Regions from separate parts of the Homo sapiens genome. Here region 1 is linked to region 2. Evidence: chromatin loops called from intact Hi-C (ENCODE). Cell type or tissue: CD4-positive, alpha-beta T cell. All regions are shown on one strand. Each heading gives the region's core, and the rest is flanking DNA. Links, peaks and the distances in the headings are about the cores only.

What was found. A loop is a pair of places that touch in the nucleus more often than their neighbours do. Peaks named below come from ENCODE experiments on the same cell type or tissue, not always from the same donor. Only the 100,000 strongest peaks of a DNase experiment are listed, where the experiment ranks them.
Region 1: a loop joins it to region 2, with 2.8 times the contacts of the local background. A loop is called at or near these places in 4 of 110 quality-filtered maps.

The regions. Positions count from the first base shown.
Region 1 is chr13:48,766,080-48,771,462 of GRCh38, forward strand. It overlaps the pseudogene PSME2P2. Among named protein-coding and RNA genes, the nearest start is that of CYSLTR2, 110 kb to the left of the region's middle. In CD4-positive, alpha-beta T cell, for the core only: CTCF peaks have their summits at 3,197 and 3,407; a DNase peak (open chromatin) is centred at 3,222.
Region 2 is chr13:48,092,212-48,097,594 of GRCh38, forward strand. It overlaps MED4 (mediator complex subunit 4), which reads right to left and starts at 2,893. Exons shown (of 7, transcript NM_014166.4): 1 at 2,743-2,893. The coding sequence starts at 2,867. RefSeq lists a silencer at 2,102-2,396. In CD4-positive, alpha-beta T cell, for the core only: CTCF peaks have their summits at 3,024 (motif pointing left) and 3,224; a DNase peak (open chromatin) is centred at 2,930; H3K4me3 peaks cover 1,525 bases; H3K27ac peaks cover 606 bases.

The sequences.
Region 1 (5,383 bases), core at 81-5,080, 670 kb after region 2:
ATTCTCCTCTGATTTATTCTTTGATCTATTGGTTGTTTGAGAGTGTATTGCCAAATTTCCACATTTATAGATTTTTCTGTTTTCCTTCTGCTATTGATTAATTTTATTTCATTGTGGTAAGAGAAAAATACTTTGTATAATTTTATGTCTTTATTTCTGTGGATGTTTGCTTCATATGGGTTCTCCGCTGCTAGGTGGATATACATTAATAATTGTTATATCTTCTGGGTGAATCAGCCCTTTAATCTTTATATAATGTCCTTCTTCATCTCTTGTGAGTTTTTTCTTAAAGTCTATTTTGTCTAGTGTAAGTATGGCCACCTCTGCTCTCTCTAGGTTCTCATTATATGGAATATCTTTTCCCACTCTTTTAGCCTATGTGTGTTCTTAGATCTAAAGTGAGTCTCTTTTAGACAGCATATGGTGGGATCTTGTTTTTTATCCATTAAGCCTGTCAATGTCTTTTAATCGGTGCATTTAATCTGCTTACATTTAAAGTAATTACTGATAGGGAAGGATATGCTATTACCATTTTGTTAAATCATTTTCTGTCTGTCTTATAGCTTTTTTGTACTTCTTTTCATCTCTTGCTTATTTCCTTTGCATTTTGTTGATTTGTTGTTGTTGTTAACCCAAAATATCTGAGACAGGTCTCAGTCAATTTAGAAAGTTTATTTTGCCAAGGTTAAGGATGTGCCTGTGACACAGCCTCAGGAGGTCCTAATGACAAGTGCCCAAGGTGTTCAGGGTACAACTTGCTTTTATACATTTCAGGGAGACATGAGACATCAATCAATATGTATAAGATGTACATTGGTTCATTCCACTAGGGCAGGACAACTAGAAGTGGGAGCTTCTAGGTCACATGTAGATAAGAGACAAAAGGTTGTATTCTTTTGAGTCCTTGATCAGCCTTCCACTGAATATCCAATTTAGTCTGGCTCAGTGAATCTGCATTTTTACATAAACAATAGGGCAGAGGAAGCAATCGGATATGCATTTGCCTCAGGTGAGCCTTGGAGGGATGACTTTGAGTTCTGTCCTTTGTCCATAAGGAATTTCCTTATGGGCAAATTGTGAGAGAGGTATGTAGCTTCTTACCTTTGTAGCTATCTTATTTAGAAATAAAATAGGAGGCAGGTTTGCCTGACATAATTCCCAGCTTGACTTTTCCCTTGGCTTGGTGATTTTTGGGGTCTTAAGATTTATTTTCCTTTCATACTGTAGTGTCATGTTTGAGTCCCTTCTCATTACCTTTTGTGTATACTCTATAAATATTTTCTTTGTGGTTACAAATGCAATTACATAAAACATCTTAAAGTTATAACAATCTATTTTACATTGATAAACTCATTTGCATATATGATCATGTAAAAAAACATTACTGCATTACATTTCTGTCCCCTTTTATGTTGTGGATGACACAAAATACCTTTTTATATTATATATCCATTAACATATTTATAATTATATTTTTGCTTGCTAAAAATTATTCTATACCAGTGATAAAATAAAAACTTCAGCCAAATTAAATTTGAAGGAGTTTAATTGAGCAATGAACAGTTCGTGAATTGGGCAGCTTTCAGAATCATAGGAGATTCACAGAGACTCCAGTGCAGCCATGTGGTGTAAGAAGATTTATAGACCAAAAAAAAAGAAGGAAATGATGTACAGAAATCAGCAGTGAGGTACAGAGTGGCTGGATTTGTTACAGCTCAGCGTATGCCTTATTTGAACACAGTTTGAACACTCAGTAGTATATGAATGGCTGAAGTATGGCCACTGGGATTGGCCAAGACTTAGCTATTGTTACAACTACATACCACTAACTTAGGTTTACAATTGTTTCTGTCTATTAAGCTAGGTTATAGTTCATCCACAAGGACTCAAATGTAAAGTACAGAGTCCTTCTCAGGCTATATTTAGTTTGCTTTCACACCAGATTTATAAGTGATTTACTCAACTGTATAATAATACTACGGGATTCTATATATCTCTATATATTTACCATTACCAGGGAATTTAACATTTTCATAGGGCTTTTTGCAGCTGTTTATCACTCTTTTGTATCAATTTGTAGGACTTCCTTTTGCATTTTTTATAGGGTAAGGCAAGTGGTTACGGATTCCCTCAGCTTTTGTTTATCTGAGAAGGTCTTTATTTCTCCTTCAGTTTTGAAGGACAGCTTGGCCAGACATAGTATTTTTAGTTGGCAGGGTTTTTTTCTTTTGGTACGTTGAATATATTACCCCACTCTCTTCTAGTTTGCAAGGTTTCCGCTGGGAAATCTGCTGATAATATTGGTGCTCCCTTGTACATCATGAGTACTTTTCCCCTGATGCTTTCAAAATTCTCTCTTTATCTGTGACTTTTGAAAATTTGATTGTGATGCATGTCAGTGTAGATTTATTCTGTTTGGAGTTCTCTGAGCTTCTTGAATTTGCACATTCATTTCTCTCATAGATTTGGAAAACAGGGTGCCATTATTTTTTCAAATAGATTCTCTACCCCTTTTTCTTTTTCTTATCCTTTTGGAACTCCCATAATGCACATGTTATTCTACCTGATGGTGTCTCAGAAATCTCTTAGACTCTCTTCATTGTTCTTTTGTTGTTGTTGTTGTTGTTCTGCCTTTTAAAAGTTTTCTATCTTCAAGTTTGTTGATTGTTTCTTCTGCCTAGTCAAGCCTGCTGTTGAGACCATCTAGTAAATTTTTCAATTCAATTATTGTATTCCAGGATTTCTGTTTTATTCTTCTTCATAAATTCTCTTTATTGATATTTTCACATTGTTCATGCATTTCTTTTCTAAGTTTGTTTAGTTGTCAGTCCGTGCTCTCTTTTTATTCATTGAGCATCCTGAAGATAGTAATTTTGAATTGTCTGGTAATTTACATATCTCTGTTTCTTTAAAGTCAGTTTCTGGAGATTTAACTTGTTCCTTTAAAAGTGTCATGGTTCTCTGTCTTTGCATGTTTTGTTGTTTTGTTGCTGCAGTTTCAGCATTTTAAGAATCAGCCAACTCTCCTATTATCTGGTTTTATACATACAGGAATTTCTCCAGTCAGCCAGGCTAGAAATTCTGGAAACTTCTCAAGCATTTTCTGGGTATAAGTCTTTCCTCGGCTTGTGGGTGTAATCTGTTTGAAGACGTTTCCCAACATCTATTCAGGAGCTCTCCCTGGTGTTTGTCTGTGATACTGCAGCCTCTCTGGTGCTGTAGTAAATAGTGGTACTGGAGCTCCACCCAGTGTCTATCTTTGGTACTACTGACTCTGGTGCATAGTTGATCATTGTTCTTGGCAATCCTTAGGTGACCTATTCCAGTCAGTGCAGTCTCAGGCACACAAAAGTCCCTTGGGCAGCATCTCTAAAAATCAGGAGGTCTGATACCCCTTCCACTCCTTTCTCACCTCAAGGAGAAGACAAGAGTTGAGGGTTTCCTCCCAATCACATGTTGGAGTGGGAGGGATGTTCTGATGAGAAAGAATGGAGAATGCCACAGGTTTTTCTACTGGGCTTCAATGTGGTTGGCTTCGTGATCAGTATAAGAACCTTTTAACTGACTTTTGGTTTTCTTACAGAGGCATTTGGTCTGACTGTTGTTGCTAATTTTGTGTCCCGTGGGAGAAGAAGAGACTAAGGCTTTCCGTCCTGCCCTTTTCCTGATGTTTCTCCTCTGATTTTTATAATCAGAAGCACAGTAAAAAAAAAAAAAAAAAAGAAACACACACACTTTTTCTTTCTCATGATCCTCATCTTCCACTACTTTTGACGCCAATGGTTTGAGTTTGATTTCTTTTTTAAGACAAAAATTTATGTTACCAACTACCTGTTTCCATCTTGTTCTTCACATCTGAAGTCATTTTGCTTCTGTTGAGGGTAGCTTGATTCTTCCCTCCCACTCCTCACCCCTGCACCAGGGAACGATCAGGCTGTTAGAACTTTGAGATGGAAGGTTTTCAGGTGCTCAACGTTAACCCCACTGCCAAAGGCCATGGGTGGGTGGTGGGAGGGCATATTTGGAGCAGAGCTGTATGCAGAAGCATGGTCTGAACCCCACAGATACCTATGTCACCTTCCCTGTCAGGAGATATCCAGTGCTATCCAGCTGAGTTCCCAATTCCTAGCTTCAAAGGCCACCCAAGAGTCATTAAGTAGATCAAATAGTGAGATGGTATGAGCTGGGATCACTATGAGACTGCCTCCCCTCAAGGATACTCATGGATCCCCCTATTACCCCCAGGTCTACTCTGCTACTATCATTTAAGTTCACTAGGACAGATCCACTGCGATCTGGGAATTCATGCCTACTTGGTCATTGTGAATTTGACCTTTCTGAATCAAAATCCCAGTTCATAGTTAGACATTTTGTGTTCCTATTTTGAGTTTACATAGTTTGACGATTAATTTTAGGTATTAACTTGACTGAGCCAAAGGATGCCCAGAGAGCTGGTAAACATTATTTCTGGGTATATGTGTGAGGGTATTTCCAGAAGAGTTTCATATTTGAACTGATGAACCAAGTAAAGCAGATCCAAACCACTGAGGGCCTGAATCATCAGAAAGGTGGAAGGAGGAAAAAAATCACCCTCTGCTTGAGCTGAGACATCCATCTTCTCCTGTCAGTGCTCCTGGTTCTCAAGTTTTTGGATTCAGGTTAGGACTTACATCATCACCCCACTTCACACTGGTTCTCAGGCCTTTGAACCCAGACTGAATTACACACTGGCTTTCCTTGTTCTCTAGCTTGCAGACAATAGATTGTAGGAATTCTCTGCCTCCATAACTTTGTGAGCCTATTCCTATGATAAATCTCCTCTTATATTTATGTCTATTTATCTATCTATATATCTATAGATATATATCTTATTGGTTCTGTTTTTCTGGAGAACCCTGATGAATACAAATATTATAGTATCCTAGTACCAGAGCAGTGAGCTCCTTGCAAACTAGAGTCAGAAGGATGTGTTGTCACTGGCAGACATCTCCAGGGGTATCAAGAATACCCCTGTTAGAGACCAGAGATCTAGCAACTGAAGCAGCACGGCCAAGCCATGTAGGGTGCGCCTGAGCGCAAACAGGTGGAGGTCTTCCTTCCTTTTCCAGGAGGCTGAGGAATTCCTCTACAGATTCTTGCCACAGAAAATCACATACCTGAATCAGCTCTTGCGAGAGGGCTCCCTCAGTGTGGCTGACCTGACTTCCCTCCGGGCCCCACTGGACATCCCCAACCCAGACCCTCCACCCAAGGATGATGAGATGGAAACAGATAAGTAGGAGAAGAAAGAAGTCCCTAAGTGTGGATTTCTCCCTGGGAATAAGAAAGTCCTGTCCCTGCTTGCCCTGGTTAAGCCAGAATTCTGGACTCTCAAAGAGAAATT
Region 2 (5,383 bases), core at 117-5,116:
ATTCTCCTGCCTCAGCCTCCCTAGCAGCTGGGATTACAGGCATGTGCCACCACGCCCGGCTAATTTTGTATTTTTTTTTTAGTACAGATGGGGTTTCTCCCTGTTGGTCAGGCTGGTCTCGAAATCCCGACCACAGGTGATCCGCCGGCCTCGGCCTCCCAAAGTGCTGGGATTACAGGCATGAGCCACTGCGCCCGGCCTAGTGTTTCATTCTAAATGCAATGAGAAGCCACTGGGTTATTTTAAACAGGGAAATGGCATGACCTGATTTATACTTTTAAAAACTGTTGAGTGATCTGGTAAATAGACTGTAAGAGGGCCAGAACAGGAAGTAAGTTAGGTGGTTTCTGTAGTGTTCCAGGCAAAAAATGACACTGGTTTTGACGAGGTTATAGCCTCCAGGACTTAGTAATCGTGATGGGAGAAACATGGACAGATTTCAGATATCTTTTGGAGGTAGAGCTAACAGGACTTGCTGATGGATCAACAGCGTATGAAAACAGCATGTTAAGTAAACTTTTTAGTGTACGCCACAAGTGAGACATAGACGGTTGAGAACCTCTGGTCTAAGTAAAAGCTGGTTTCAGGTGGGGCAGGAGTGGTGCTGACTAGAGTGGGGCTATGGTAGGAGATGTGGGATAAGCCTTCCTCTGTTCTTGCAAATCTGGGAGCGTGAGTCCACAGAAGGCTTTACAAGGCTTGCCTTAGGCGCCGGAGTAGAGGGGAGGTAGAAGTCTCTAAGACTTAGTCATGTTCTGTAACAGTCCAGGACAAAATAGAAACCCCTGTCCTCCCCAACTGCGAAAAAGAGGCCAAAGGAAGCCCCCACACTCAAGAGCCCTGTCCTGCTAAAAAGAAGGTGCATTCCCAGCATACTGCATTAGAATCCAGACACAATTCCCCATAGAAATAAAATTTCCATAGCGGTTAGAGCCTACATTATTAGCAGTAATACACTTTTCAGGTAAACAGAATTAACAGGCTGGTGTGGAAAACTCAAGATTCCTATCAACATGGTTCTGTGGAACAATGAGTTTTGAGTTACAAATGGGTTAAAAAAAACGTTTAGCCTACAACCTGTGTTTCAACTTTTTAAGACTATCTCCTTGCATTACATTTTATAAACTAATAAATATCCCGAAAGGCTATATAATCAGGTTAATAGAAAAAAAAAGATCCTAAGTTATAAATCCACTATTTTTAAAGAGGCTAAATCTAAAAATATGTAAGGTATATTCGTGATTTTTCTTCTCATTTTCATAAATGCAAGCCAGACACAAATTACATTCAGAGACTGACAAACTTCACAGATCACAGAATCAGTACACATAACTACCTCTGAGTGAACACATGAGACCTTTCTGGAAGCCAGTCACACCACCAGAGCAGCTTCATTCTGTGAAGAAGTTCCAATGATCCGCCCGCCTTGGCCTCCCAAAGTGCTCGGATTATAGGCGTGAGCCACCACACCCGGCCCTAATACAGTTTATTTTAAACAGTGGATCAAACACATAAGCCATTTAATTTCTGCTGTCTAGGTGTTTTCGGGTTTTCTTCCATCATTAAATATTGTGCTGACCTGGTAACTTGGTAGCAATACGATGGCAAGGACTAAATTTACACCAAAAATAAAGTGCTGATTATATCACGTATATTTTAAAATACAACAGGTAAGATTTATTCTAAAGCTGTCAAAGAATGTTGGCTATAGAAAAAGTGACATTTGAGCTGGATTCTGAAGGATATATGAATCATTCACCAAATCGGGAGTAGACTGGGAATGGCACTGAAGATGTGGAAGTCTGACTAAAGAATTTGAACTTTACCTCACTGGACAACGCAAACCTACCAATGAGGTAGCTTTTATATAATTTTTCTGCAGAAAAGTGATATAAGATGCCTTTTAAAACTGGTATCGGCCAATATAAAAGGATAAAGTGCAGAAGCATGAGGCAATTAAAACTGTTTGGGAGGCTACATTTAAGAAGGAGTTATGAACAGCGGGGTTGGAACGAGAGGGCAAATTGGAGCGACACTTTAGGAGGTAGAACCAAGATAATTTACCATCCAAGTCAATGGGAGGGAGTCAAGGAAGGCTTCAACTTGAAAGACTTATCATGAAAGGTGACAGAATATGAAGAACGACATCTAATTTCATCTCCTATCTCTGACACACAACCATCCTAAACAACTTGCAACTCCACCAAGCCAGGCTTTTTGCACTTGCTGTTCCATCTATCTGTGCTGCCTAGTGAGTTTGGCGAGCTCATGCTTCCCAAGCAGCACTTTCTTCAGAGGGCCTGCCCTGACTACAACCAAAAAAGGTGCCTAGTCCCTGTGCTCCAGTACCCCGCAGCGCAGCCCTCTAATAAAAACAGGCCCCAAGCCAGTTTACACATCTGTCTCTCTCTCGACAGCTGGCATCCAGTCTACCCTTCACTACCGTCTCCCCAATGCTGAGCCCCCAAGGAGCGTTCCATAAATGTTAAGTGGCTGGCCGCGGACGAAGAGGCTCAGACCGCGCGAGTTCTTATCATTACTAAAATTCCCTCTAACGGGAAAAACCGCCGCCCAGAGTGCCAGAGGGCTGCGGACCCCACGTCCATGACCCTCATGCACCCGAAACTCCCGAGCTGGCCCTCCCCGCCGAACCCCGAGAACGAGCACAAACGCAGGGCCGGCCGGCTCCGGGGTCAGTCCCCCGGCCCAGCTCCAGCCCGGCTCTCAGGCTCGCCGCATTACCTAGACAGGACCTCCAAGTCCTCAAGCGCAGACAGCAGCCGCTCTCGTGTGCTGTTACCACCCGCCACTCCCAAACCGCCTCCCAGCCGCTCCTTCTCCTTCTCACCACTCGAAGACGCAGCCATTTTCCCCAGAGTCCCGCCACCGGCGCACGCGCAGAGCGAGCTGACGCAGGTGCGTGGCGAGAAGGCGGGCTCGGAAGGCGGAAGAGTCACCCAGGAGAGGAAAAAGAGGCCTGGCGAGAGCGCCCCCTTTGGGCCTGGAGGCGCACTGCGGACACCGGCGCCATCTGTTGGGCCGGCGAGGGCTTTCTGGTCCAAACCCTGGGAGCGACAGCTGAACTGAGAACAGTGGGGGCAACGCAGTCTGATTCTCCTGGGCCTAATGGTTTTTTTTCTTTCTTTCTTTCTTTTTTTTTTTTTGAGACGAGTCTCGCTCTGTTGCCCAGACTGGAGTGCATCGCCGCGGATGTCTTGGCTCACTGCAAGTTCCGCCTCCTGGGTTCACGCCATTTTTCCTGCCTCAGCCTCCCGAGTAGCTGGGACTACAGGCGACCGCCACCACGCCCGGCTAATTTTTTGTATTTTTAGTAGAGACGGGGTTTCACCTTGTTAGCCAGGATGGTCTCAATCTCCTGACCTCGTGATCCGCCTGCCTCAGCCTCCCAAAGTGGTGGAATTACAGGCGTGAGCCACCGCACCCGGCCCACCTTAACCATTTTTAAGTGGATAGTTCAGTGGCATTAAATACATTCATACTGTTGAGCAACTATCCATCTCCAAAACCTTTTATCTTGTAAAACAAACTCTGTACTCACTAAATGCTAACTCCTTATCCCTCCCTTCTCCAGGCCCTGGCAACCACCATTCTACTTTCCATTGCTGTAAGTTTGGCTACTCTAGGTACCTCATATAAGCAGAATCATACAGTATTTGTCTTTTTGTGTCTGGCTTATGTCACTCAGCATTATGTCCTCCAGGTTCATCCATGATGTAGCATGTGCTGGAATATCTTTCCTTTTTAAGACTAATATTCCATTGTATGCATATGGCACCTTTTGTTCATCCATTCATCTGACGATGGACAGTTAGGTTACTTCCACATTGCTATAATCCATCTTTATAGCCATACATCTTCCAACAAAATGTTTTGCTCATTACTCAGGTTAATTATTGAACTGAAGGAACCAATACAGTACATAAGTAGTAGTTAATTAACATAGTTTAAGTCATTGATGTACCACACATTCCAAACCAGAACTGGTTGTCAAAGGCAAAAATACGTCTTAGCCTACTTTTCCTAGGGATAACAATGTAGTAGGGATCACTCTCTACCAGAAAAAAGCAAAGTTACAAGCCTATTGGGAATGAGGATTCCATATTGCTATTATAAAAGATGGTCTGGGACTGCCTCACTCCCATGAGGTAGTAGTACCTGTAGTCCTTTCATTTCAGGGTCTCATCCTCTACTCTGTCTTTTTGGAGGTGCTAAACCTGACTCCTGGGCACCCAGAGTTGACAAGTCTTTTAGAAATTCATGTTAAATAAATTCACTCATAGCAACTGCTGCGTAATCTAGAATGCTGATTTACTCACTTACGATGAAAAGTAATAGTGCCAAACATATCTTTTTCCCATAGACAAAACTATATGAGAAGCCATATTATCACAGGATGTTGCTTGTTAAACTTGGATCAGAACAAACAAGGATAGATTAAAAATTAATGACACAATCATGAGGCTTTGTGTCTCCACAGTGTAGGGATATTTGTGTTCAAGAGATTGGATTATTTGTGTTCATAGGTCAGGGTACCTTTTCCTCTAGACAGTGCAAGAGATCCTTGTCACCTTTTGTTTTCTGACCGTTCCCTGCATCTGCTGTTGGCTAACCCTTTTTTGTTAATGCAGTCAATTCTCAGGCAATGGGCTAAAGTAGATTGAAGCTTTGTTCATTACACTTGCATTCTAAACATGCCTCTCAGTACTCTAGTCAATCATTTCTTATGTTAAGTTTCCAGGGTGCCAAACTTCTGCGGTATGTGTTGGTTTTGTTTACTCAACTCTCACGGGTCATATTGAGCCATGACTCTGGTAGGAGGAGAGAGAACATTATATTAGTGTAAACATAAAAATTCTAGAAGGATTCTAATTAGTTAAAAATGACCAATTATAGTCCTACTTTGCAGACACTGAGGATCAGTGTGTGGAGCATGTATGTGTATTGTGAACTCCTGACCTCCTCAGATTTATTGCAAATTCATATGCATATTAAACAGTTTCTATAGACTGATAAGTAATAGCATCTTTCACAGATATACTGTCTTGCAAATTGTACAAATCCAGGCGTGATAAACAAATATGAATTATTTTATATAGTATTACTGAATTCATGGTAATTTGGAGTTAGGTACATATTTTCTCAATCTGTAGATTCAAAAAGGACACTACTTTCTCATGAAATTTTATTGACATGGTGGGCAGTGTTCTAAGCACTTCAAAAATATTAACTTGTTTAATTTTCCTAACACTCCTATGAGGTAAGTACTGTTACTATCCCTATGTTACAGATAATGAAACTGAGGGGCAGAAATGTTAAGACACATGCCGGGGTCATATAGTAAATGGCAAAGCTGGAATCTGAA